Regions from separate parts of the Homo sapiens genome. Here region 1 is linked to region 2. A link is a contact called in ENCODE Hi-C or POLR2A ChIA-PET data. All regions are on one chromosome and are shown on one strand. The core of a region is the stretch at or near the end of the contact, and the rest is flanking DNA. Distances in the headings are between cores, read along the strand shown.

Region 1 (4,894 bases), core at 1,742-4,241, 1.7 Mb after region 2:
GAAAATACATGTATGCATCCCTCCTCACTCCATGTTATTTCAGTATGGGTTGTCACACGCTTAAAAAATCATCTCAGTAAAGCAAGCACATAAACTAGAAAAATGTCAATTATTAAATAATGATGACGAGTCAGGGGTAATTGCCTGAACTTTATCATGTACAGAAGTGCTGAGGCTTAGCAGATGATAGGGGAGAGTCAGTCACCTCTGCCAAAGCCCAGAGAGAGGAGAAGGAGATGCAGATGGAGCATACATTAAAGGTGGGGTCAGAGAGCGGGAAAAGTGTGGTGAGGATGAGTGAAGGCATCAGCACAAGGGAGGATGCTTTCAAAATCACCAAATCCAAGCATCACAGATGTTCTGTTGTTACACGGATTACAGAAACCATGTTGGAGCTTTAAACGACAGAAAATGTTGGCATGTTGGTAGAGTCTTTAATATAAAAATGTTTGTGATATATGGTAGTTAAGACACAGTTATGCTTTGGCTTAATATGTTACAAAATTAATGGGCTGTAGCTATATATTCTCTGATTGTTTGGCTCTGTTGATCAAAGTAGCAGTTATAGAATAAAATCTATGACCTGATTTTTTTATGGTAACTTCTGTAAAATATTTCTTTTTTAAGCTTTTATTTTAGGTTCAGGGGTATATGTACGGGTTTGCTATATAGTAAATTGCATGTCATAGGGGTTTGGTGTACAGATTGTTTCACTTCTCAGGTAATAAGCATAGTGCCCGATAGGTGGTTTTCTCATTCTCACCCTCCTCCCTCTCTACTTTCAAGTAGGCCTTGATGTCTATTGCTTCCTTCTTGGGGTCCATGAGTACTCAATGTTTAGGTCCCACTTATAAGTGAGAAGATGTGGTATTTGGTTCTCTGCTGCTATGCTAGTTCTCTTAGGATAAAAGACTCCAGCTTTATCCATGATGCTGCAAAGGACATGATCTCATTCTTTTTTATGGCTGTGAAGTAGTCCATGCTGTATATATACCACATTTTATTTATCCAGTCTACTGTTGATGAAAATAAGTTGATTCCATCCACGTCTTTGCTACTGTGAATAGTGCTGTGATGAACGTATGGAGGCCTGTGTCTTTACGGCAGAACAGTTTATATTTCCTTGGGTATATATATCCTGTAATAAGATGGCTGGATCATTTGGTAATTCTGCTTTAGTTCTTTGAGAAATTGCCAAACTGCTTTCCACAATGGATAAACTAATTTGCATTCCCACCAACAGTGTATAAGTGTTCCTTTTTCTCTACAAGTTTGCCAGCATGTTATTTTTTGACCTTTTAATAATAGCCATTCTGACTGGGTGAGATAGTATCTCATTGTGGTTTTGATTTGCAGTTCTCTAATGATTAGTCATGTTGAGCATTTTTTCATATGCTTGTGGGCCATATGTGAAAAGTGTCTTTTGAAAAGTGTCTGTTCACATCCTTTGCCCATTGTTTAATAGGGTTGTTTGTTTTTGCTTGCTGATTTAAGTTCTTTACAGATTCTGGATATTTTACCTTAGTTGGATGCATAGTTTGCAAATATTTTCTCTCATTCTGTATGTTGTCTGTTTACTCTATTGATAGTTCCTTTTGCTGTGCAGAAGCTCTTTAGTTTAAGTCCATTTGCCTACTTATGGTTTTGTTGCAGTTTCTTTTGGCATCTTTGTCATGAAATCTTTGCCAGGTCCTATGTCTGGAATGGTATTTCCTAGGTTATCTTCCAGGGTTTTTATAGTTTTAGGTTTTACACTTTTTAACCTGTCTTGAGTTGACTTTTGTATATGGTGTAAGGAAGGGGTCCAGTTTCAATCTTCTGCATACGGCTAGTCAGTTATCCCAGCATCATTTATTGAATAGAGAGTCTTATCCCTATTGCTTCTTTCTGTCAACTTTGTTGAAGATCAGATGGTTGCAGGTGTATGGCATTATTTCTGGGCTCTCTATTCTGTGTCATTGGTCTGTGTGTCTATTTTTGTCTTAGTACCATGCTGTTTTGGTTACTATAGGCTTGTAGTATAGTTTAAAGTCAGGTAATGTGATTCCTCCAGCTTTTTCTTTTTGCTTAAAATTACCTTGGCAATTATATTTTTGGTGCCATATAAATTTTAAAATAGTTTTTTTCTAATTCTGTCAAAACTATCACTGGTTGTTTGATAGGAACACCACTGAATCTGTGAATTGCTTTGGGCAGTATGGCCATTTTAACAATATTGATTCTTCTTATTCGATGTTTTCTTTTTTTTTAATTATTATACTTTAAGTTCTAGGGTGCATGTACACAACGTGCAGGTTTGTTACATATGTATACATGTGCCATGTTGGTGTGCTGCACCCATTAACTCGTCATTTACATTAGGTATATCTCCTAATGCTATCCCTCCCCGCTCCCCCCACCCCACGACAGGCCCTGGTGTGTGATGTTCTCCTTCCTGTGTCCAAGTGTTCTCATTGTTCAATTCCCACCTATGAGTGAGAATATGCAGTGTTTGGTTTTTTGTCCTTGTGACAGTTTGCTGAGAATGATGGTTTCCAGCTTCATCCATGTCCCTACAAAGGACATGAACTGGATGTTTTCTTTATTTTTGTCGGACTGAGTTAGTTTGGGGAGCCAGTTTTTGAGCTCTGAGATTCTTTCTTCAGCTTGGCCTATTCTGCTGTTAATAATTGTGATTTCATTATGAAATTCCTGTAGTGTGTTTTTTTTAGCTCTGTCAGGTCATTTTGGTTCTTTCTTATAACGGTTATTTTGTCTTTCAGTTCCTGTACTGTTATATTGTAATCCTTAGTTTCCTTGGATTGGTTTCAACTTTCTCAATGGTTCTCAATGGAATCTCAATGATCTTCCTTCCTATCCATATTCTGAATTCTATTGCTATCATTTCAGTCGTTTCAGTCTGGTTAAGAACCCTTGCTGTGGAACTAGTGTGGTTCTTTGGAGGAACCAAGGCAGTCTGGCTTTTTGAGCTGCCAGAGATCCTGCACTAGTTCTTTCTCATCTGTGTGGGCTGACTTTCCCTCAACTGTGGTGGCTGATGTTCCCTCAACTGTGCTGTAATTTGAGTACAGTCAGTTGATTTCTTTCCTGGATGTTTTCAGAGGACGAAGTGTTTGTGCTGGGTCATTATTTGCGCTGAATTCATGTCCTTTGTTTCTCAGGGGCGTTATGTTAGCAAAGTATTTTTGGTGCTGAAGTTTGGGCTATGATCCAGTAGATGGTGCTTAAGCATAATGGCCAGTAGTTAGGCTCTTGCTCAGCCACAAGGCTCCTCTGTGTTTCCTCCTAATTGCAGCTGTGCTCTCTCTCAGTGCTCTGAAACTGCCTGCTCCTCTCCAACTCAAGTACTGGCTGCAGATCTCAGCTTGGCACTCCTGGGCTGCTCACCACAGCCTTGGAGCAAGCTCAGGCTTTATGCTCCTTCTGCAGCCTGGAGGCAGCAGGGGAAGGGACCTTGGCAGTTGCTGTAGCAGAGGGCTTTTCACCGGTCTTTTGGAACTCCACCCCAGAGAAATGCAGAGCCACTACCAATTGGTGCAATCAGCCCGGGGTCAGGTGGTTGTATTGTGGGCCCAAGCCAAGGGCCTGCCTGGTGATGAGCAGGGGTAACAGGGGGTTGTGGCTGGGACAAACTGGCTTCTTTTCCTTAGGGTGGCTGCAGCTTACTGGAGATATGATTAAAGCACTCAGGGTCTTTGATCCATACCTAGTCCAAGGGCAGCAAGGGCAGTACCATTGCAGCAGCCATGGCAGAGGGGCTTTCAGTTGCCTCTGGGAGATCCACCTTAGAGAAATGCAGAGCTGCTGCTACTGGGAATGTTCAGCCAGGGGATGGGGCCACTGCACTGCTGGCCTGAGCTGAGGTCCCTGCTTGGTGAAGAGCTGACCCTGATTATGAAGGGTCATAGATCACAGATGATCTGCAGACTGACCAGGCTGCAAAGACAGAGCATATTTCTATGGACTTGAGTTTCTCAGAAACAAAAGAGGAAGGGACTGCTTTTATTTTGATTGAATTTACATTAACATCAATCTTCTTTAAACACTGCCTTCCACTGTCACCAACAGAAATACAAAAAAAGAAAAATGAATTACATTGTCTCAGAAGCATACTGCTTAAAGGGAGTTCATTTACTGACATGGGAAATGAGAAAATATTAGTGGAAAGAACACATTGAGTCTGTCTCCTTCCCATTGCTCCACCTACGGTGGGAGACCTCACCATGATCTTTCAACTTCTTTTACAATTCTCTTTCGCTCACCAAATGTTGTGTGCAGCACCAAAGCACTGAATATGTAGACAACAGTGGAGCGGGTCAAGAGGACTGCCCTTCCTGAAGTTTTTAATGCAGAGAACAGATGTGATAGAAAATCTGAGAGTTTTGACACACCAATTAGTTCACAGAAGAAAAATTCTGAGACTCTTGGTTTATGACATGGCAATCCTGTACGAACGTGATGACTTTTATTTTAGACGGTTAATTCCCTTTACTCTGTTCAATGGCCAAAAACTGGAGCCTTAGTTTCACTCAACTTCTTGGAAAAATACCTGTCATTGTTCACAAAGAGGACAGGAGGGTAATCCAAACAGTTTCACTTTTTGATTGCTTAACAACTATTAGAGAAAATGTATCATCACTTCTGTAAGAAAAAAAAAAAACTTCTAAGAGTATTGAGATGATTGAGTGAGTTGTGCCGTCTTCGGAGGTGAAGACGAACACATCTTTATTTATGCAAATAAAGCAAGAATGCCAGTTACCTAGTGGATGTGAGAATAGTGAGCCAGCACTGGTAATTTAAGGGATGCTCTTTCAGAATGTGTTCTTTATATTCGTGAATCATTCCAGTGTTCTTTGCTTCTAGGAAAAGGTGGTTCAAGATGTGTGCCTAAGTG
Region 2 (5,565 bases), core at 1,552-4,051:
CTGGGCTCTCACTATTTTGATGGGATCCGATGCAAAGAAAACTTTGCATGAGGGCCTAGAAATAATCAAAGGAAACACTTTGGTCTGGTAGGACTACTCTCAGTATTTTTCCTTCTCAATGAAGGTCCCCATCAGTGGAAAAGTACAGTTACATAAAGGAAAGGGAAAACACAACCTGGATGACATACATTTCTTTTCATTTCATGTAAACCTGGAAACTTTTATGTTAATCCCCCATTCATGACATTGTTCACATTCCTTATGCTTGTTATATTAAATATGCCATGATTTGACAATTTATTAGAGGCACAGGAATCCACTCTCTGATGGTTCTAATCACACAGACCAATAACTAATTTTCCTTTGAGAAATTTTGTTCTATCAGAAAAAAAATAACCAAGTTTTTTTGGGGGGCTTAATGTGTCAGAAGCTGTTATATATTTTGTAAATATTATTTAATCCTGTCAACAATCCTATGAAAGAGAGGTTATTATCTTTCTCACTCTTATAGGTGAGGAGACCAAGGCACAGAGAAATTAAGTAACTGGTTTAAGGCTACACAGACAGTAAATGAGAAAACCAGAATTTGCAAGTAGGCTGTGTTGTGCTGTAGCCCAAGGTAGACATCTCTGTTTCCCCTTCAATCTAATGTATAAAGACATGAATAGCACTGAAAGCTAAATGCAAATAACCTAGAGTTAAATACTACGCAGGAAGTTTTATAGATTATTTTCATTTTCATGTATTTTGAGTGGTACTTGTCCAGTATCAAATGGATTTTCCATTATTAAATAGTGAAATTCAATTATTCTTCTAAGCATTTAATATGTTTTTTGAGCATAATAAGGTCATCCATACTTTTATTTGGATGAATGGCTGGATTATACATTTTAGCACATAGAAATTTCACAAAGGCTTCTAATCTTGGCTTTATGAACATTTAAGAACTAAAGTTAAATATATTTATTTATTTTGGTGATTTTGCATACATACAAAAAAACCCTCACACACATTGGAGGTAGTTCTAGTAGTAGAAATATACTAAATTGATATGTAACTGTTTAGAAGGAATTTTGATTATTACAAACAGTAGGTAACCTCAAATTTTAAAATTGCATAAGGTTGTGTTATATATTGATTTTTTTTAAGCATCATCAGCTGAAATGAAAATAGTATTTTATAAGAATTTCTTATTGGTTCAAACTCAGCTGTTAGTTTATACCTACAAGTTAAAATCCAAAAAAAAACTTTGTTAAGGATGTGAGCTGAAAGCTGCAGACTTCACATTGCCTTTTTAATACACTTTCCACCTTGCCCGTCAGACTTCAGGTAAAATTCTCCTTTATCCAGTCAGCCCATGGCTACACTCGTGCTTTTAGAAAATTTGTTCTGCTCATGTCAGAAACCATTAGGCATTTACCGGAATCTAACTAAGATTGAAAACTAACGCAGTGAGTGATTAGAAAAAGTAGGGTAGTGATTGATTAATGGGGAAAGAACTGGATTATTTTGATCCCACTTAGCGGCTGAGAGAGATGGAACTAGTCTTCCAAACCACCCAGAAACCCCTCCAGTTGGGGTGAGGAGCTTCAGTCTGAGAAACTGTCCAGCATTCCTCCGAAGAGGATGCGGATTGTTTTCTTCCTTGTAACCCCAAGTGCTCTCTCATGCCCACTGGCCCGGCTGCAGTCGTTCATTTCAAGTGAATATTGCAGACGGTTGACTTTACAGTATTCGGGGTCATTAATCATCATTTATATTTACACGTATCTTTTTAAAAACCACGCACAAAACACTAACATATTAATCTCATCTTCTTGCTCCTGTGAAGTAGAATGTTATTCCTACTTTCATAGAAGAGACAATTAATTTGACAGAGGTCCACACAGGGAATATGACATCCAACGAGAGCTAGAGCCCCTGTCGGTCTTATATACTCACCTTTATATTACTAAGTCGTTTGTGACGGGGGCAAGACAAGCAGGCTGGGAAGAACACAGCTTGGGAGAGCAAGTTGGGTAAGAGGGATCTAAATAAAGTCTCTGCTTTTCTAACAGAAGGTGGTTTCAAGTTTTTCTATTGGCTAGATAAACCCTTCATCACTTAACCAAGCATGCAAGAAGAAAAAGCTCACTTTAAGTAAAAATTGTCAGAATTGGTTTGTTTGCGGAGCCATCATGAAAAAATATTTCTCAGTTCACAGTTTCCAAAAACTTTCGAGTTGTGTGGGGGTGGCGGAGCGCTATCCTTCTTCCACCCATCTCCCATCCCTGGAATGGTGTCTGCTAGGGCTATTGGCCGTCATCCACCAACCCCTCTAGCCGGCCGGCAGCCCCCGCTAGTCCGCCGGCTGCAGAGCGAGCCGGGGACTTTCGAGCGGGCAGGAAGCCCAGCGTTCCGGGTTCCAGGAGCGTTTCTGGGAGTCCGCGCGGCCCCTGCAGGTGGAGGCGCGCGGGGCGCGTGCACAGGCGCGGCGGGCACGGAGTGCGGCTGCAGCGCATCGTTTGTTCCCTAGCCGGCTTTCTCTCTCCACCTTCTGCACTCGTTATTGCCCCCTCTCTGCACTTACTTCCGGGCCAGGGTGCCCTTACCCGATGTGCTTCTTCCTCAGCCCCAGAGTGTCCCGCTTACTGTACAGCTCGCACATGGTGGCGGGGTGCAGGGCGCTGCGAAGGTGCAAGGTGCAAGGTCTGCGCGCCTCCTACGCGAGCCTGGGACTGCCTTGGCGGCCCCGGCCGGCCTTCCTCCCGTTATCCCTCCTGGCGTTCTCTTGCCCGGGGCGTCGGAGGTCACCGGTGGCGTCAACTAGCTAGGATCATCTCCCTTTTAAGTCTGGCTCTGGCGTTGCCCTTTGCCAAGCCCCTCCTCCTCCCCCGCCGGGGCCGCGGGCAGGTCGCCGGGCTAGCAGCTCATTCGCCACCACCCTGTCCTGCCAGGCCGGCTCGGCCCTACCCGCCCCTATCATTCCTCTGAATTCGCCTTTCATTCTCCTAACTTTGCCTCGTCTTTGCTTTTCCTCCTCCTCTGCCTGCGAATTCCCTCCTTCCCACGTTCTTTCTGGTTTCTTTTTAGTGTAGTCCTTTATTTTCTGGTAAAAATTCAGGAGTTAGGCGCTTCCCGGATCAAGACTCACTGCGCAGTCTGATAAGGTAACCTACCATTTACTCAGCACAAGGACGCGTCCTAACGAGAAATAACCCGGACTCAGCCTGTTATCTCCATTGGCAGTGATGATATATGCAGTGTTTCAAACATCTCCTTTAACAATGATTACACTTCTAATTCCTCTAACTATACAACTTACAAAACACATTCACATGACTTATCTTGTTCAGTCTTCAAAACAACCCTGAGAGATGACCACGAGTGTTACCCCATTTAATGAACGGGGAAAGTGAGGTTATTCCCTGTTCTAATGATTATATATCCACTTGATGCTGAAAACGGGACTCATTCTTAGATTTCTTGACTTCCTTCAAGATGGTCTTCTCACACAGATCATATCTGAAGCTAAATATGTGCACAGGTAGAAACTTTTTTTTTTTTTTTTTTTTTTTTTTTTTTTTTGAGGATGGAGTCTGGCTCTGTCACCCAGGCTGGAGTGCAGTGGCGCAATCTCGGCTCACTGCAAGCTCCGCCTCCCGGGTTCACGCCATTCTCCTGCCTCAGCCTCCCGAGTAGCTGGGACTACAGGCGCCCGTCACTACGCCCGGCTAATTTTTGTATTTTTAGTAGAGATGGGGTTTCACCATGTTAGCCAGGATAGTCTCGATCTCCTGACCTCGTGATCCCCCCGCCTCGGCCTCCCAATAGAATCTTAATTAACTGAATCATTAAATCATACATTATTTTAACTAGAAGTCATCTGGTTTAACTTCTCTGCTCTGTAGATAAGAACAGTGAGGCACAGGAAAGGTGAAGGTTTATTCAAGTTCACACAAACACTTAGTCATTGGGTTAAGGATAGGTCATTTTATTCTCTCTGTGTTTTGAAAGGGCAGCAGGGAAAGCCTAATTTGCATGTATCAACACATTTGATAAGTATTTGCAACTGATCTTTCTCTTGAAAAAAGTTATTAATATATATTCATGCACTGCAGGAGGAGTAGAATTGGATTGCCTAAGGTAGAAAGAGAAATGGAGTCCTATGAGGAACAGTGTGTTAATTCCAGATTTTAGGCCAGGCGCCGTGACTCACGCCTGTAATCCCAACATTTTGGGAGTCCAAACTGGGCGAATCACCTGAGGTCTGGAGTTCCAGACCAGCCTGGCCAACATAGCAAAACCCCATCTCTACTAAAAAAATACAAAAATTAGCTGGGCGTGGTGGTGGGCACCTGTAATCCCAGCTACCCAGGAGGCTGAGGCAGGGAGAATTGCTTGAACCTGGGAGGCAGAGGTTGCAGTGGGTTGAGATCATGCCACTGCACTCCAGCCTGGGCAACAGAGTGAGACTCCATCCCCCTCCACAAAAAAAAGAAAAAAAAAAGAATTCCGTGTTTTATAAATGAAGAGCAGGAAGCACTTTGGAGACTTGCAAGAAATCCCAGTTATGTAATCTTGGTCTAGTTCTGTGCCTGAAAGATATTGCCAACTGTATATCTACTCTCAAACCACCTTGACCTGGTGAAGTCATAGTCACACTTCCTTCATAAAACTTTATGGATTCTTGTTGTTAATATTCCCAGTGCCTTAAGAAACTCTGGATTAAGAGTCTTGGGTTCTAGATCTGGTTCTTCCATAAACCAGCTGGGCTTCTTAACCTTTCTGAGGCCCAATTTCTTTGTATTGAAAACTGAGCTCTGTGGCTGGTGGGGAGCTACACAGCTGTAATCCCAACACTTTGGGAGGCTGAGGCAGGTGCATCACTTGAGCTCAGGAGTTTGAGACCAGCCTGGGCAACCTGGTGAAATTCTGTCTGTACAAAAAATTTAAAAATGAGCCAGAGATGGTGGCGTGTACCTGTAATCTCAGTTACTCGGCAGGCTGAGGTGGGAGGATCCCTTGAGCCTAGGAGGAAGAGTCTGCAGTGAGCTAAGATTGTGCCACTGCACTCTAGCCTGGATGACACAGTGAGACCCTGTCTCATAAAAAGAAGAAACTCTCTGACTCAAAGCATTACAAGTAGGGCTTGAATGAGATCATGATTTGGTCTTTATAAGGGTAGAGTCCTGAACCCTCTTCTTTTCTCTTCACTCTTTCCCAAGAGTGCTACCTTATGTTTTAACCATTTATTTAGGAGAAGGCTTCTTAGATTCATTATCTTTTATGGGAAAGCAAGTCACTGTTACATAAAAGATAATTTCCCCATTATTTAACTTTTTTCACGATAGAATATATAACATTGACTGAGTACCAAGGACAGTCTTTAAATAAAGAACTGACACATAATGGATCAAAATAAGGATGGATGAAAGTCGACAGACATCCACACTATACAAAGCTTTATCAAAAAACAAATCCCAAGGTATTTTGGGGTATATTTTCTCATGTACTTCTCAAATGTAGAATTATTTGGTAGGAATGTATGCTGTAGTGTCTTTTCTCTCCAGAAGTTGACACTTG

The links. A loop is a pair of places that touch in the nucleus more often than their neighbours do. ChIA-PET counts read pairs that join two places held with the same protein, here RNA polymerase II (POLR2A).
Region 1: a map of posterior vena cava shows a loop between it and region 2 (18-fold over the local background). The contact joins the enhancer-like site here to the promoter of ETNPPL in region 2. A Hi-C loop is called at or near these places in 1 of 168 maps with a recorded cell type or tissue (posterior vena cava). POLR2A ChIA-PET finds 5 or more read pairs at or near these places in 1 of 52 experiments (K562).

Annotation. Positions count from the first base shown.
Region 1 is chr4:110,500,665-110,505,558 of GRCh38, forward strand. The region is part of intron 3 of ENPEP (glutamyl aminopeptidase); the gene reads left to right. Among named protein-coding and RNA genes, the nearest start is that of ENPEP, 27 kb to the left of the region's middle. Within about 2 kb of position 2,992, at least 3 of the 41 ENCODE cell types and tissues checked have a DNase peak (open chromatin) inside an H3K27ac peak, as active enhancers do.
Region 2 is chr4:108,760,252-108,765,816 of GRCh38, forward strand. ETNPPL (ethanolamine-phosphate phospho-lyase) reads right to left here and starts at 2,802. Exons shown (of 13, transcript NM_031279.4): 1 at 2,592-2,802; 2 at 1-55. The coding sequence starts at 2,647.